Regions from separate parts of the Homo sapiens genome. Here region 1 is linked to region 2. A link is a contact called in ENCODE Hi-C or POLR2A ChIA-PET data. All regions are on one chromosome and are shown on one strand. The core of a region is the stretch at or near the end of the contact, and the rest is flanking DNA. Distances in the headings are between cores, read along the strand shown.

The links. A loop is a pair of places that touch in the nucleus more often than their neighbours do. ChIA-PET counts read pairs that join two places held with the same protein, here RNA polymerase II (POLR2A). Pooled maps may share reads with other maps.
Region 1: a pooled map shows a loop between it and region 2 (7-fold over the local background). The contact joins the promoter of ZNF566 here to the promoter of ZFP30 in region 2. A Hi-C loop is called at or near these places in 2 of 37 single-sample maps with no recorded cell type and 10 of 50 pooled maps. POLR2A ChIA-PET finds 5 or more read pairs at or near these places in 1 of 52 experiments (Caco-2).

What each region holds. Positions count from the first base shown.
Region 1 is chr19:36,488,005-36,493,443 of GRCh38, reverse strand. ZNF566 (zinc finger protein 566) reads left to right here and starts at 3,883. Exons shown (of 5, transcript NM_001145344.1): 1 at 3,883-3,958. ZNF566-AS1 (ZNF566 antisense RNA 1) reads right to left here and starts at 3,817. Exons shown (of 1, transcript NR_036504.1): 1 at 2,404-3,817. RefSeq lists enhancers at 3,014-3,899, 3,394-3,953, 4,514-4,593, 3,900-4,787.
Region 2 is chr19:37,652,341-37,657,369 of GRCh38, reverse strand. It overlaps ZFP30 (ZFP30 zinc finger protein), which reads left to right and starts at 1,905. Exons shown (of 6, transcript NM_001320669.3): 1 at 1,905-1,950; 2 at 2,491-2,658. RefSeq lists enhancers at 1,300-1,349, 749-1,736 and a silencer at 1,760-1,949.

The DNA.
Region 1 (5,439 bases), core at 2,634-5,133, 1.2 Mb after region 2:
ATATTATAATAATCTTCACTCTACAATCATAACCTAGGAAAAACCAGGCCATACAGAGGTATGAGCTGAAGGGACATGGTGAGAAGTGACCAGAAGACAAGTGTGTGAGCCTCTGTTATGCCCGGACAGGGCCACCAGAGGGCTCCTTGGTCTAGCGGAACGTTAGCGTCTGGGAAGACGCCTGTTACCAAGCGGATTGTGGTCTAGCAGTAGCGTCAGTGCCAAGGAAAAGCACCCACTACTTAGCAGACCAGCAAAGGGAGTCTCCCTTTCCCCGGGGGAGTTTAGAGAAGACTCTACTCCACCATGTCTTGTGGAGGGCCTGACATGAGTCAGGCCCGCCCGCAGTTATCTGGAGGTCTAACCGTCTTCCTGTGATGCTGTGCTTCAGTGGTCACACTACTGGTCCGCTTTCATGTTCCATCCTGTACACCTGGCCCTGCCTTCTAGATAGCAGTAACAAAATTAGTGAAAGTACTAAAAGTCTCTGATATGCAGAAATAATGCGTAAGCTGTCTTCTCTCTCTCTCCGCTTCAGCTGCCAAACAGGGAAGGGCCCCCTGTCCAGTGGACACGTGACCCACGTGACCTTACCTATCATTGGAGATGGCTCACACTCCTTACCCTGCCCCCCTTGTCTTGTATCCAATAAATAACAGTGCAGCCTGGCATTCGGGGCCACTATCAGTCTCTGTGTCTTGGTGGTAGTGGCTCACCCGGGCCCAGGTGTCTTTTATCTCTTTGTCTTGTGTCTTTATTTCTACCACCTCTAGTCTCTGCACACAGGGAGAAAAACCCACAGACCTTGTAGGGCTGGTCCCTACAGTGTTCCAACTGTATTCAGTACAGTAACATACTGTATAGCTTTGTAGTTTAGGAGCAACAGGTTATACCATGTAGCCTAAGTGTTCAGTCAGCTATACCATCTAGGTTTGTGTCAGTACACTCCATAATGATGAAATTGCCCAACAATGCATTTCTCAGAATGTATCCTTTTTTTTTTTGAGACCGAGTCTCACTCTGTCGCCCAGGCTGGAGTGCAGTGGTGCAATCTTGGCTCACTGCAACCTCTGCCTCCTGGGTTCAAGCGATTCTCCTGCCTCAGCCTCCCGAGTAGCTGGGACTACAGGCGCGCACCACCATGCCCGGCTAATTTTTGCATTTTTAGTATAGACGGGGTTTACACCATGTTGCCCAGGCTGGTCTCAAACCCCTCAGCCTCCCAAAGTGCTGGGATTTCAGGCGTGAACCACCGCACCCGGCCAGAATATATCCTTATTATTTATTTATTTATTTTTTTTTAATTGATCATTCTTGGGTGTTTCTTGCAGAGGGGGATTTGGCAGGGTCATAGGACGATAGTGGAGGGAATGTCAGCAGATAAACAAGTGAACAAAGGTCTCTGGTTTTCCTAGGCAGAGGACCCTGCGGCCTTCGGCAGTGTTTGTGTCCCTGGGTACTTAAGATTAGGGAGTGGTGATGACTCTTAACGAGCATGCTGCCTTCAAGCATCTGTTTAACAAAGCACATCTTGCACCGCCCTTAATCCATTTAACCCTGAGTGGACACAGCACATGTTTCAGAGAGCACAGGGTTGGGGGTAAGGTCACAGATCAACAGGATCCCAAGGCAGAAGAATTTTTCTTAGTACAGAACAAAATGAAAAGACTCCCATATCTACGTCTTTCTACACAGACACGGCAACCATCCGATTTCTCAATCTTTTCCCCACCTTTCCCGCCTTTCTATTCCACAACACCGCCATTGTCATCATGGCCCGTTCTCAATGAGCTGTTGGGTACACCTCCCAGATGGGGTCGTGGCCAGGCAGAGGGGCTCCTCACTTCCCAGTAGGGGCGGCCGGGCAGAGGCGCCCCTCACCTCCCGGACGGAGAGGCTGGCCGGGCGGGGGGCTGACCCCCCCCCACCTCCCTCCCGGACGGGGCGGCTGGCCGGGCAGAGGGGCTCCTCAATTCCCAGTAGGGGTGGCCAGGCAGAGGCGCCCCTCGCCTCCCGGACGGGGCGGCTGGCCGGGCGGGGGACTGACCCCCCCACCTCCCTCCCGAACGGGGCGGCTGGCCGGGCGGGGGGCTGACCCCCCCACCTCCCTCCCGGACGGGGCGGCTGGCCTGGCGGGGGTGACCCCCACCTCCCTCCCGGATGGGGTGGCTGCCGGGCGGAGACGCTCCTCACTTCCCAGACGGGGTGGCTGCCGGACGGAGGGGCTCCTCACTTCTCAGACGGGGCGGCTGCCGGGCGGAGGGGCTCCTCACTTCTCAGACGGGGCGGTTGCCAGGCAGAGGGTCTCACTTCTCAGACGGGGCGGCCGGGCAGAGACGCTCCTCACCTCCCAGACGGGGTCGCGGCCAGGCAGAGGCGTTCCTCACATCCCAGACGGGGCGGCGGGGCAGAGGCGCTCCCCACATCCCAGACGATGGGCGGCCTGGCAGAGACGCTCCTCACTTTCCAGACTGGGCAGCCAGGCAGAGGGGCTCCTCACATCCCAGACGATGGGCGGCCAGGCAGAGAAGCTCCTCACTTCCCAGATGGGGTGGCGGCGGGGCAGAGGCTGCAATCTCGGCTCTTTGGGGGGCCAAAGCAGGCGGCTGGGAGGAGGTTGTAGCGAGCCGAGATCACGCCACTGCACTCCAGCCTGGGCACCATTGAGCACTGAGTGAACAAGACTCCGTCTGCAATCCCGGCACCTCGGGAGGCCGAGGCTGGCGGACCACTCGCGGTTAGGAGCTGGAGACCAGCCCGGCCAACACAGCGAAACCCTGTGTTTGGTGGAGACCAAAAAAATACGAAAACCAGTCAGGCGTGGCGGCGCGCGCCTGCAATCGCAGGCACTCGGCAGGCTGAGGCAGGAGAATCAGGCAGGGAGGTTGCAGTGAGCCGAGAGGGCAGCAGTACAGTCCAGCTTTGGCTCGGCATCAGAGGGAGACCGTGGAAAGAGAGGGAGAGGGAGACCGTGGGGAGAGCATATATCCTTATTATTAAACTATGCATGACTGTGTATACAATACCTTTATAGGTCAAAAGCAGTCAAATACTGGCCATGAGATACACTTAGTCCAAGTACACAAATAATTGCAGAAGGAGAAAGTGAAACTCCTCTTACTTCCTGCCCCACTCATTTATCACAAAGCACACAGAAGTCAGAATAACACCTGCCCTTTGCAATTTCAGACTCCTCTCTTTCTGCCTCTCCAAACCTGTCCCACGTTTGGCGATTCCTTTCCCTTCGACCTCCCCCCATCAGGTCGCAGGTTCCTGGTCTACACCCCTTCTGCGTCCCCAACCACTTCTGAGTCTCACAACCTCTGGTCCCATAACCCCTCTGCACTAAGGAGCAATAAACAAAATTCACGCCCGAACAAAGAGGCCAAAACAGCAACCCAGGATGTTTGCGCCTGCGCACTCTGGGCGCACAGTACTCAGGCCGGCAGCCCAGCACCGGCTTATCTGTGAGAGCAATTAAGATGACTTTCGGAGGGTCCAACCGCCTTCCCAGCTCCGAACTACATCTCCCAGAAGGCTCAGTTGTGCGATTATCTTTCCATGCAGACTTGTCCTCTTTCTGAGGCTGTCCAGCGCCTGGGGGCAGTAGGACGGGTCCGGGAACTAAGCCCATCTCAAACACGTCGGAGTGGCTTTCTTTGGGGGCCAAGGCCCGAGCCTGAGGCGGGACTCCATGAGGCCTCTGGGGCGCGAGCGGTTTGACTAGGGGGGGCGATCCTTTCGGCGGGGCTGACGCAAGGCGCGGACAGGAATTCTGACGATCGGGAACCATCTTGTCCGGCCTTGATACGTCTCTGACTACGCTTCCCAGAGGTCTCCTCGGCAAGACTGTACTTCTCGCGGTAATTCAGCTTCCAACTCACGCGCTGGCGGGACCCTCAGGGCTTTACCAGCAACTACCCCAGTGCCGGGGAGGGTTCTGCTGCTTCGAAAGCTGGTAAGGCCTGAGGTGAGAAACCCGGGAGAGGGCGGGGCCGGGGGCCAAGCCTCGGCTTTGTGCGGCGGTGGAGGTGAGATTGAAAGCGTGCGCTTGCGTCTGTGTGGAGGTGTGTGGTGAATGATCGCGCGATTGTGACAGGCTGCCCTTGTGATGAGTGTGTTTCCAACGCTCACACCGTGTGCAGCACGGCCTCGGAGACTGTGGCTGCTGGTGTGTGTGTGAGAGGGAGCAGGACCACGTGCGGCATTGTGTGTGCGGCTGTGGGGAGCTTGTGCCTGGTTGAGTGTTACTGCGTTTGTCCCCGTAGTGGTGTGCGACTATATGCTGTGTGACTGTGTGCGGCAGAGTTCAGGTGGGGATACCTGCGAGTAACTGCATGTTTCTATCTGTGTGTGTGGCTGTGGTTAATGTGTGATCGTGACTGTGACCCGGTACAGGTGTGCGCCGACTGTGACAATGTGGTTGTGACTGTGACTGCCTCCTCGGTAAGCGTGCACTTGTGCTTATGTGACCGATAGAGGCCCTGCGTGTGCGACCCTGTTGCTTTGGGCGTGGATTGTCTGTAGCTGAATGTCCCCATGGTGGGAGTGTGATCAGGTTTGTGTGGCAGGGTAAGTCACACAGTGTGAGGTTTTATCACTTACGTATACTTCTCTAGGCATTATACTCCAGTTTTTCCCCGTTTTAAAACTTTATATGAATGTTGTCATACTGTCTTTGGTTTATTTTTACAATTCTGTGAATCATCCCTATTAGATAAAATCGCGGTTAATTCAATTTCTTTGCTATATTCTCCCTTCTGAAGTATACCACAATTATTCATCCTTTCTAGTAATGATGCCCTATTAGTTATTTATAGCTTTTCATTTTATAAACAACACAGCCACATTCTTTCACATGGGGTACACATGCTTGAGTTTATTTACCAGCAGAATTGCCGGTTCATATATCTTCCACTTTACTAAACAGTGTCAAAATATATACCCGAGTGGCTGCACAAATTTGTACTTGAACAGCAATGTTTGAAATATCTTATTGCTCCATATCCCTACCAAAGCATAGTTCCAAGAGTTAAAAAAATTTTTGTAGGCCAAGTGTGGAGGCTCATGCGTGTAATCCCAGCACTTTGCCAGGCCAAGGTGAGAGGATCACTTGAGGCCAGGAGCTGGAGACCAGCCTGGGCAACATAGTGAGACCCTAACTCTACCATAAATACATACATACATAAAAAATTAGCCGGGCATGGTGGCTGGCACCTATAAGTCCTAGCTACTCAGGAGGTTGAGATGAGAGGATCGCTTGAGCCCAGTGCTTTGCAGCTGCAGGAAGCCATGATCATACCACTGCCCTTCAGCCTGGGCAACAGAGCAGGAGGCTGTCAATAGATACATAGAGCCTATATAAAGTGTGCAAATCTTAAGTGTACAGCTGTGTAACACTCTTAGATCTATACAAAGAACTTTGCCAGGACCTGAGAT
Region 2 (5,029 bases), core at 656-3,155:
GAATCGCTTGAACTGGGGAGGCAGAGGTTGTAGTGAGCTAAGATTGCACCACTGCACTCCAGCCTGGACAACAGAGTGAGACTCCGTCTCAAAAAAAAAAAAAATTTCAAACATGAAAGAACTAAAAAACATCTTTAATACATGCATCTTAAGGAACTTATTGGAAAAGAACTTTAGCAAAAATTAGCTGAATTCTAGGAAACAAGAATCAAACTTAGGAAAACAATGACGGTAAATTTTAGGACAACTGTACAGTCCAATTGCAGCCACAGAATGGAAGAGAGATTCTACTCCGATGTTTGAACCACTGAAAAAATAATCGATGAACATTTAACATATCTGTTGGAACATTTCTAAAAAATAGCAACAAGTACAAAGAAAACCAATAAATCCTTGATAAACAAACTCATGTAAGAAATGTACTTGGTTTTAAAGAGAAAATAATTGACGTAATTAGTACATATACTCCACATATTCACTTAACCAAAACTTGAGATATCTGGAAGAGATCAAGGAGAAAGAAGAAAGTTTTAAATATTTTAAATGAAGTATTACAATGAACATTTTTATTACTAAAGGTATTTTTAGCTACGAAAATGAGGCTGATCTTTCAACTAAAGATCAAAGAAACTTACTATCCAAGAATGCTTGGAGACATTGAATTTATCCAAGAGTTCATCCAGGAACAAAGGGGAAAAAACAAATCTCATTTGTTAGAATATTCCAAGACCAGGTATGGAAGAAAATAAAATGCCTCTCCCTCCCGTTTCATGGTGTCCTATTCAATTTTCTGACACAGTCCTACAATTCCATCATTTGGAAGTAATAGCAACCTTATTCCTTTCCAATTTTTTTTCCTGCAATTATTTTACTTGCCTAACACCACAGTCCTGAGGGCACACAAGGGCCAGATGCAGATAATCAAAATCCCAACACTCAGTTTCATAGGGACCCACAAACCGTCTCCATGGAAAACCAGAACCAGAAGCGCTGCCCTATCAGAAGGATTCTGGAAATAACGCTGGATGAGGCAGAGCCACAGTCACAGATCCGATGTCAGGTACGTCACAAACGCAGACACAAACCGCAAAGACCCCAGAGACCCGCTACAGCCAGCGTCAGAGTCAGGCACCACCGCGCAGCCTTCTCTGCGGCACCATCCTAATCCCCCGCTAGAGAACGGCACACGCGCACGCAGCAGCCCCGTGCACGGAAACACTACTCCGCCAGCGGCCAGGCACTCGGTCCAGGTACGCGGGGGCGCGGCGGCCGTCACTCAGCAAACACCACAGGCAGCACGCGCCGCGCCTTGGTCCAGGCTCGCGATACTGGGGTTTCCTCCATCCAACTCACGCCAGGGTCACGGCTACAGGCCTAGATTTGAACACTCCATCCCCATCGGGATCCTGTAGCCAACCTCCACCCTCCTCCAAACCTCCCGACCCCTCGGCAGGTGCGGCCCCACACTTCTCCCTTGCTCCCTGAAGGGCCCCAGCGTTCGCCCCCCGCGCGCTTGCGCACTCGAGGCAGAAGCCGATTTCCAAAGGTTCCGGTGAGGCGTCGCTGGGGGCGGGGCGGGGCTCGCAGCCTCCGCCTGTCTCCGAGCCGAGAACCAAATGAAAAATAAAAAGGCGGAATATTGTTTTTTTAAATTTTGGACCGCAGTGTCCACAGGGGAGCAGGCCTGGATTATCTTTAATGGCACTGGTCAGTCACGGGGCGGCCATTACAGGTAGAGGCCTGAGGCGAGGGACACTGCGGCCCCTCTGGCTCCGTCTCCCCGGCCCGACTATCCCCGCCGAGACCCGGCCCCACGCGCCCCTCCCGGCCCGGAGCAGCTGCGGGACTTGCCTCCGCCCCCCCGCGCGCTAGCGCATTCGCGACGGAGACAGGCGCTCTCCCGTATTCTGGCGCCGCTGACTCCCAGGGCTGGGCTATCCTCTGAGTCGGGTGAGGCTGGGGCTGGGAGCCGGGCGCCACTGTGGCCGCTGCTTTTCTGAGGGAAAAGAGCGCGGAGTGGGCCAGGTTTTGCAGGCCGGGCCAAGGTGGAGAAAAGGTTCCTGTGGAGCCTCAGGCCGGTGTGCTTTTTTTCCCGGGACTGAGCTTCTGCAGCCCTGAGGCCTGGAGGCCCGGGCGGTAGTAACTGTGCCGGACCAGGTTCGTGGGTGCGGCCTGTGGTGCAGTTGGAGACCGAGGCCCCGCGCATCCTCGTCCGCGCTTCAGCCACTTAGGCTCGGCCGTAGCGAAAAGGCCCAAGAGGGAAGTCAGAGGTGAACGCCCCAGGATGAAGGTCCCCTGCAAAACGCTGGGACCTAGATTTGGGGTGGGTGTCTGGGGTCTAGGAGGACACGCTGGACAGTTCCGAAAAGACACAGTGGGTGGTCCCGGGCGTGGGCAACCGGGTGCGGAACTACAGCGTACCCGGAGCTGCGAACCCAGACGCGGGTGACTGCTGACCCTCTGCCCTGTCGTTTCCATTTGTGCATGCAGGTGGCGGTTAGTTGGGGCCAGGGAAGCGTGGAGGGTGGGTTCCAATCGAGTCAAGAAAAGCCTGGGGTGTCCTGAACTCTGCCTGCTTCCCCAGCCCTGCCAGTTTCCAGAGAAGGCGCTTGAGAAGGAGAAACGAATCGCTGCTGCTCTTCTAAAAGCCGGTTCCCTGTGAGTTCGTGCTGCTGCTTTGTTTCTGTGAAATGCATTCGAGTTCCTTCCGTTTAAAATCCTGCTTAGGAATGATCTATTTATTCATTGATTTGGGCCTTAGGATTTCCCTACCTAGTTAACGGCAGGGGACCTAATTAATAGATTTCCCGTTGTTAGTGCCCACTTCATGCTGTTCTATAGTTAGACACATGGTTAGTTAACTGTAGGCTGCAAATTCAATTACTCTGTGAGCGCTGTTTTTCTAAGGATCTTGATGATATGGAAATACCCGTGCTGGAGATTAATGTTCATACTTTGTTTTTATTTGTTTTTTAGGGTTTAGATATGTTTAATGGTTCTGGGGTAGGAGTGGAGATTTCTTTTTTTCCAGGAAATTCATGAGTGGAAGTTTTTGGTACCAGCCAGATGTGGTTTGAGGTCTGGCAGCATGAGTTTATTTTGGGTATATCTTGGATCGACTGAGGGAGGTGTAGTGTAGTGGTTAAGAATTTCGAGCCTAGATTAAGTGGAATTGAATCCTGACTGCCACTTAAATCTGAACGAGTTTAAGCAATCTGTGCTTCAATTTCCTCAGAATTGTAATAGTGTATACTTTACGGTGTTGTTTTGAAGATTACATGAATTAATATTTGTGAAGCTCTTAGGAGAGTGCCTGGCACATAGTGAGTCCTTAATTCATACTAGCTACTGGTATTAAAATGATGATGCTCAGTCATTTCCTATCAGCTTTGTGTATTTCCAAGACCAATGCAAATGTGAAGGTAATTATGATGGATGCTTGCAAGCAGGAAAATGAGCCAGACCCTGCAGTGGACCAGAACAGGGATTGGTAACATAAGTCCTTGGACTCTGTTTATGAGCTTTCAGGGCAACAAAGATATTTTAAGATTATATACAGAATTGTTGTATGTATTTGTAAATGGTTAATTTTTTCAGTGGAGCGAGGAAGTCTATCATTTCATGGTATTATCAGAGTTGTATAAGCTCCAACAACATTGATTCTCACTGTCTAGAAATGAAATAACTGGTAATGACTTTCGGGATGTTCTTTTATAAAATTAATATCTAGCAGTATGGAAATGGTTAAATCACACTCCATGTGATGGAATGTTATGCAATAATAAGAATTTTGTTTATATTTAGTCATAAGAAAAAAGTATAATGTAATATTGAGAAGTATTGTTGTAAATAAGAATCATCAAGAAATTGTTACATATGAATCTTGTATACTACAATAAAGGTTTTTAAGTTATTTTGCAACAATGTAATATTTAAATATTAAATTGCTAGGTATTTAATGATTAGTTATTTATTGGAGCTGAGGAGGGGTAAATGCAAGTTATTAAGTAGCTGCTGTGAAATGAGCATTTGTTTTTGTCTGCAGTTCTTACTGGCTCTTAATCACTTTGGAAATGACATGAACCAGGATTGTAATCCTTCACAGAACTATTTCAGGGTCTTGATGAGATACAATACTCAGGAACTGGTAGAAATTATTTTTTCAGTCACACTGATTTCCCTGTTGTCACCATTTATGCAGGGCCTGTTTAATCACAATTTTCTTTTTTCTTTCTTTTTTTTTTTTTTTTTGAGACGGAGTTTTCGATTTTGTTGCCCGGGTTGGAGTGCAATGCCGAAATCTCAGTTCACTGCAACCGCTGCCTCCCGGGTTCAAGCGATTCTCCTGCCTCAGCCTCCCAAGTAGCTGGGATTACAGGTGCCCGCCACCATGCCAGGCTAATTTTTTGTATTTAGTAGAGACGGGGTTTCACCATGTTGGTCAGGCTGGTCTTGAACTCCTAACCTCAAGTGATCCACCTGCCTCGGCCTCCCAAAGTGTTGGGATTACAGGCGTGAGCCACCGCACCTGGCCCACAATTTTCTTAATGACTGTAAGGTAGCCTATCTTCCCAGTCATTTAAAATTTTTTGGAATAGCTTTTTAAAATATTTCTGATGACAGAATTAATACAAGCTTGTGAAATATTAGTAACTACGGAACCTATAAAGAAAATTAAAATGATCAATGGTCCCAATGTCCAGAAATAATAATTATTAATGTTTTAGAGCATATTTTCCCAAAATATTTCTACAAGTCTGTGTGGTTTTGTGTGTGGTTTTATTTATTTATTTATTTTTTTGAGGTGGAGTTTCGCTCTTGTTTCCCAGGCTGGAGTGCAGTGGCGCGATCTTGGCCCACTGCAACCTCCGCCTCCCGGGTTCAAGTGATTCTCCTGCCTCAGTCTCCCAAGTAGCTGGGATTACGGGCACCTGCCATCACGCCCAGCTAATTTTTTGTATTTTTAGTAGGGACAGGGTTTCACTATGTTGACCAAGCTGGTCTCGAACTCCTGACCTCAGACAATCCA